2 separate regions of the Homo sapiens genome follow, and region 1 is linked to region 2. Evidence: chromatin contacts called from ENCODE Hi-C or POLR2A ChIA-PET data. All regions are on one chromosome and are shown on one strand. Each heading gives the region's core, a stretch centred on a gene start or an enhancer-like site at or near the end of the contact. The rest is flanking DNA. Distances are from core to core; before and after follow the strand shown.

The links. A loop is a pair of places that touch in the nucleus more often than their neighbours do. ChIA-PET counts read pairs that join two places held with the same protein, here RNA polymerase II (POLR2A). Pooled maps may share reads with other maps.
Region 1: a loop to region 2 is called in a pooled map, with 4 times the contacts of the local background. The contact joins the promoter of SYNPO2 here to the promoter of USP53 in region 2. A Hi-C loop is called at or near these places in 7 of 50 pooled maps. POLR2A ChIA-PET finds 5 or more read pairs at or near these places in 3 of 52 experiments (H1, HEK293 and WTC11).

The regions. Positions count from the first base shown.
Region 1 is chr4:118,887,588-118,890,287 of GRCh38, reverse strand. SYNPO2 (synaptopodin 2) reads right to left here and starts at 1,434. Exons shown (of 5, transcript NM_133477.3): 1 at 1,147-1,434. The coding sequence starts at 1,251.
Region 2 is chr4:119,211,263-119,213,962 of GRCh38, reverse strand. USP53 (ubiquitin specific peptidase 53) reads right to left here and starts at 1,250. Exons shown (of 19, transcript NM_001371395.1): 1 at 1,090-1,250. It overlaps LOC101929762 (a long non-coding RNA gene), which reads left to right and starts at 1,319. Exons shown (of 3, transcript NR_125931.1): 1 at 1,319-1,436. RefSeq lists enhancers at 856-905, 611-1,184, 1,516-1,635, 1,758-2,332 and a silencer at 1,256-1,385.

The DNA of each region.
Region 1 (2,700 bases), core at 185-2,684, 320 kb after region 2:
TTTCACTAGGTGGCAGGATTCCACCATCACATTACGAAAGGATTTACATATGATGCCTGGAAGCAAAAAGGAGTTTCAAAGAAACTTCTTTCTTCGCAAAGGACACTAAAAAAAAAAAAACGTAAAAGGCAGAGGGAAACAATAACTACAAAAAAAAAAGAGTAAAAGCCAGAGGGAAACAAACAATAACTACAAAGGCAATGGCCCATGTATTTCATAAAGATCTGTACCCATTTTTAATATAAGCATAAAATAGGAAATTAATCCCATGCTCTTGCATGTTCTTCAATACAATACTATAATTTGCAATTTGATGATAAGGTTAGGTAAAAGTTTGCTTAGTTTTGTGCATTTTAAGTTTTATTTTAGCTGAATGCCAATTAGAGAATACCAGATCCCCTTGGGCTAACCAGTAATGCAGGCAATCTAATGGCAATAAAAACTTAAAGCATTTTAAATAGTTATTAATGTGTTACAAAGTTACCTCTTAGTTACTCATAATATATTTAGATTATCTTCTAAGTTTATTTTTGAGATCTTGACCAAAAGAGTACATAAGAAGGAATACAGCATTTATTGGATTTTTGCATTTATTTGTCAAATCCTTAAAAGGGTATTCTTTTAAATAGATTTTATGACACTTCATCATACTTTTAAAATTATTGCCCAACATTGGCCTTTTCATGAATGCTGCATAATAAATGTCACTACCAACACTCTATATGAGTCCCCAAAATAGCCAAGCAAAGTCGTTATGCTGAACTGAGCGTTTCTCCTCTGCCAGAGCCAAGTGAAGTGACATCAAACAATAACTCAACTGAACATTCTAAAATTGCCTGGAAGAAACGCTCCCCAGTGTCTTGCTTGTTGTCAGAAGAACATGGTTAACTAGGCCTTTTCCTCAGCTGATAAATATGGCATTCTTCCCACCCACCCCTCATCGATTGCAAGTTAATTACATAGGATGTGGCCCATTACTCTCCAAAGTTTCTTAGAAAATAACTCACTTCCTAGAAAAATCTTAATATCCGCAGCAAAATCAAATAATACTTAGACTTCTGCATCAGAACCTGAAAACACCATCAGCAGGTTGCTTTCATTCCTTCCTTCCTAGCACAGAGCCGTGACACTTCGTTCAGGTCCTACCTTTGCAACTTGTAAGGGCTGCTTCTGCTCCTTGCCACCTTGCAATCTGAACCCCCAGGGCGCCCCTCCAGTCATGGAAATGCAGATAAAATCCCCTGTGCCCATGTTTTCCTTTTAGTTGGGCAGCATGAAGAGCTTGACGAGACAGACGAAGCTTGGGTGCGGTAGAGGATGCGCACTCAGCTTCGGGCGCCTGCCGAGGACGCAAGACTGGGTAATGCAGAGCGTCCGCCGCTGCTGCAGCCGCTGCCCCAGCCGCCGCCCCAGCCGCCTGCTGCGAATTTGTGCGGCTAATGGGCTCATTCTCAAGGAGGCAGAGGCGCTCGCAGCATCCAGGACACAGCCCACTCTTGCGTCACTCTCCTTTGCTCGGCCCACCTTCGAGGAAAGGAAAGCAGCTTCACACACAGGAGAATGTCCTCACGTGGGGCGAGATAAGGGAAAGGAGGACGGAAGGGAGAGCCAAAGTTATCTTGCACTAACAGATTAAATCCAAGCAGTTAATGGTATAAGTATGATTGAAAAACTTACATTTAATAATTCTGTAAATAGTAAAGGACACATGAAGGTTTAATCTCCACGCCATGAATGACGTCCTAAAATAGGAGCGTTGGGAATTCAACTACTAGAGGATTAGATTCTCTCAAATAAATGTTTTGAGACTTGCCACATTTATGAATGGAATAGACAAAAAAGAGTTAAAATGAGTTAAATTACTACTTTTCTGTCTGCATTCTGCTGAATTATTCCTATAAGAGGAAACAAAAGAAAGCACAAACTTTTTGTTAATAAACCTCCAGCTCTGAAAAGTACCTTTCTGAACCATATATTTAGAGAAAGGGGAAGAGAAGAGACAGAAAGGGAGAGAGAAAGAGAGAAAATGAATATGAATTTTTCTCCTGGAAACTACATTCTTATAATTACATCTATTGCATAGTTTTGGGTATGTTAAATTTTAACGTGTTTTGTTTTCTTTCTACCTGCTGATCTTCTTAAACCCAAACCCAACAGTTAGTCAACTGCATAAAATGTACAATGTCACCTACAGGTTTCTTATTTTTATAGTTTGTCATCCCATGTCATGAATCTGGGTGGTCCAATATAAAAGCAGATTTTGTATATTCCAAATATTTAAATGTTTTAAATCTGAATACAATCTGCCAAAAATGTACAAAAAGGACATTTTAATTTTCCTATAATACTTTTGTTTTCCATAACATTCATCCACATAAAAACATACTAAATAAGGAAGAGCCTGGGAAAGTTTGTTTGTGTTACTTGTGGTACCAAACAAAATTTCCAGACACGCTGCCTGTTTCAGCACTAAGAAGCACTATATACAGTAAGTCCTCACTTAAAACGTCACAGATAGGTTCATGGAAACTGTGACTTTAAAACCAATTTTACCATCGACTAATTGATAAAAACAAGGTTAAGTGACTACAGTCTATTTCTGGTCACAAAGACATCACCAAACTTTTAAATAAGATTAAAACACTTCTAATATTAAACATGGAAATAAATGTCAGCTACACATGCATTTAAGAAAGATTA
Region 2 (2,700 bases), core at 1-2,500:
CCTTTTCTTTTAATAACTAAAAGTGAATCAGATCTTAATCACAAAAACCTTCCTAAGTGTACTGCGTTTTTTTGTTTGTTTGTTTGTTTTTTGGAGACGGAGTCTGGCTCTGTCGCCCCTGCTGGAATGCAGTGGCGCGATCTCGGCTCACTGCAACCTCCGGTTCAAGCAATTCTCCTGCCTCAGCCTCCCGAGTAGCTGGGACTACAGGTTAAGTTTACTATTAAACCTACCTCAAAAATAGCCTTAGATATTCTTTGCAAATATATATATTTATACATACATACATACACACACACACATATATATATATATATATATCTATTTCCAGATAAGGAAACTTTCGGAAAACTTTGCTGTCCAACTGGTAATTCCCTGCATACTTTGCATTGATAAAGAAAACCTTGTAGCAGGGTTACAAACCTCAAAACATCCTCAGATTGCAGGTTTTAGAAACCCTCCCTATTACACCTGTGCAAGTACTTCCTGTTCTCCAACACTGTTTAAAAATAGTTTGGTAAATGCCCCGTAAGCCGCCCTTTAGAAGCTAAACATTAACTTTATATACATCACCACTACCACTGAGAAACCACCACCCCAAGAATCTCACGAGTCCAGTCATCTCTCTTCTCCAAGGAGGGAGCATAACCATCCTGGACCCCTTTAAGTAAAAAACTGTGTGCTCAGGCGAGGCAATGTGGCTTGGACAGCCAGGGGCAGGAGCCAAGTAAGGGTATTACTCACAATCCCAGCAGGACTCCAGCTTGTCGCCGCCCTCAAACACGGCAGCAATAACATCCAGGACCCAACAAGTACAGCACCTCCTCCCGCCTCGCGAGCGCCTCCAGCCTGGCCAGAGGCATCTCCGCCAGACGCGGCGAGAAGGGGCGAAAGGGCTGCGTGACCTCTGGCGTCTGAACCGCCCAGCAAAGAGAGTGTGTGTGTGCCCAGAGGGCCGGGGCCATAGGAGGTCGCCGGGCTGCGAGGGGAGAGACGAGCTCTGGGGCTAGAATGAGAGTGTCCCGGTCAGGCCCGCGGGGGTCGCAGGTCTCTGGATCTCCAACCAGAGGGCTAGTTTCGGAGACTTACCTTGAGCTCTACCCTCCTTGCGCGAGGAGCGTGCGGTCCAGGTAGAGAAATACAGGCCTTCCACTCCCACAGAGCTACCTCCCGCTGGCCCAGCCCCGCTTCACGCCGACACCCGCCAGACACACTGACTGCTGCCACAGTACCGAGGCTCACCGGGAACTGGAGCACAGGCGGCTGGTCTCCGCCGCCCAGAGCCCGACCCTGTGAGCGGAGCATGCGCATACGCCCCAATACCCAGGGACCAGTCAGGCCAGTGACACCTGCGATCAACAGGTCCCTGGAGCCCCGCCCCTCTCCCCGCCTCGAGCCCGCCCCTCGGAGCGGGCTCCGCCTTCACGCTCACCGAGGTAACTCCGCCTCCGCTCGCGATTTCCCGGCTTTCTGGACCTGCGGAATTCTATTCCCGCGGGGATTTGATGGCGTGCGCGATACAGTTGGCTTCCTCGGAGGCGCGAGATCGCGCGAGACCAAGAGATAGAACATTTCTGCAAAAGCGGCAGCTTGGCGCTGGAGTTTGGTTGTTGGGGGAAAGGTGGTTGTAGGACGTGCTGTCTGGTGTGGTGAGAAAGAGGCTAGTTCTTCAGGAGGAGGCGATTATTCTGGTGCTCTTGGTAGTTCATTCGGTATTTTCTAAGCTCAAGAACGCGGATCCACCAAGGACTTCACTTAGGTTAGGTGTTACCTGAGAGAACAATCCGTAGTTTGGCATCAGAACCCCATGCGGACACGCAGTTTCCTTTAGATTTCCGTGAGTCGTTAGACGATCTATTTGCAGTTAAATGGCTTCCTGTGGCGTGAATGTGTATTCCCCAAGCAGTTGTTTCTTGCCTTTAATTAGATAGCTTTAATAAGTCTGTTGACCTGGTTAATGATTGTCAGAAAAGTCTGTCCGCCTCTTTGCCGTGCTTTCGAACAGGTTTTAAGTTAAAAGGTACTGCTGGGAATTGGGCTAAACTTTGATTTTGAATAAACCTTTCTTAGGAATAGTAGTAAAGGAAAAACCCATCGTCACTGATACCGAATATCTCTCAAGTAAATAAAGAAGGTTTTGGAACTCATTCCAAAGCTGGTGTAAGTTGAACATACTAATTGTAAAAATGGATTTCAGTAAACCCAGAGGCACTTCTAAAAGTTTATTTGAAGAAAGAGGGGGAAGAAATATTGGTCGTTGATACAGGAGACAAATAGGACCCGTTTGTAATGTCTGAGGCTGAATCATTAAGAATTTATTGAGCATTTACTATGTTCCCTTTACTGAACTAGGCACTGTCAGAAATAGGATGAAATAAAGCCGTGGTTTCTGCCCTCAAAATATTAAAAACTTTGGGAGGGGTGGGGGAAAAAAAGATCCTACTCTGCATTTTTAAAACAATAAGAGCACACCATTAACTCTTCCCTCCGTTTCTCTAATGTCATTTTCTCCTCATTCTGCAGCTACTTTTCTGGTGCACTTTAAATACTGTTTTTCCGCTGCGTGGTCTCTGTTCGCCAGCACTCCATTTTCTTTTGCTGTTTCTGTTTAATGTTAATCCATGTCTCCTTGAGCAGTCTCTTTCCCATCATGGATTTACCTACCACGTGTCCTGTGCACCAAGAACTCTCAGGTGTATA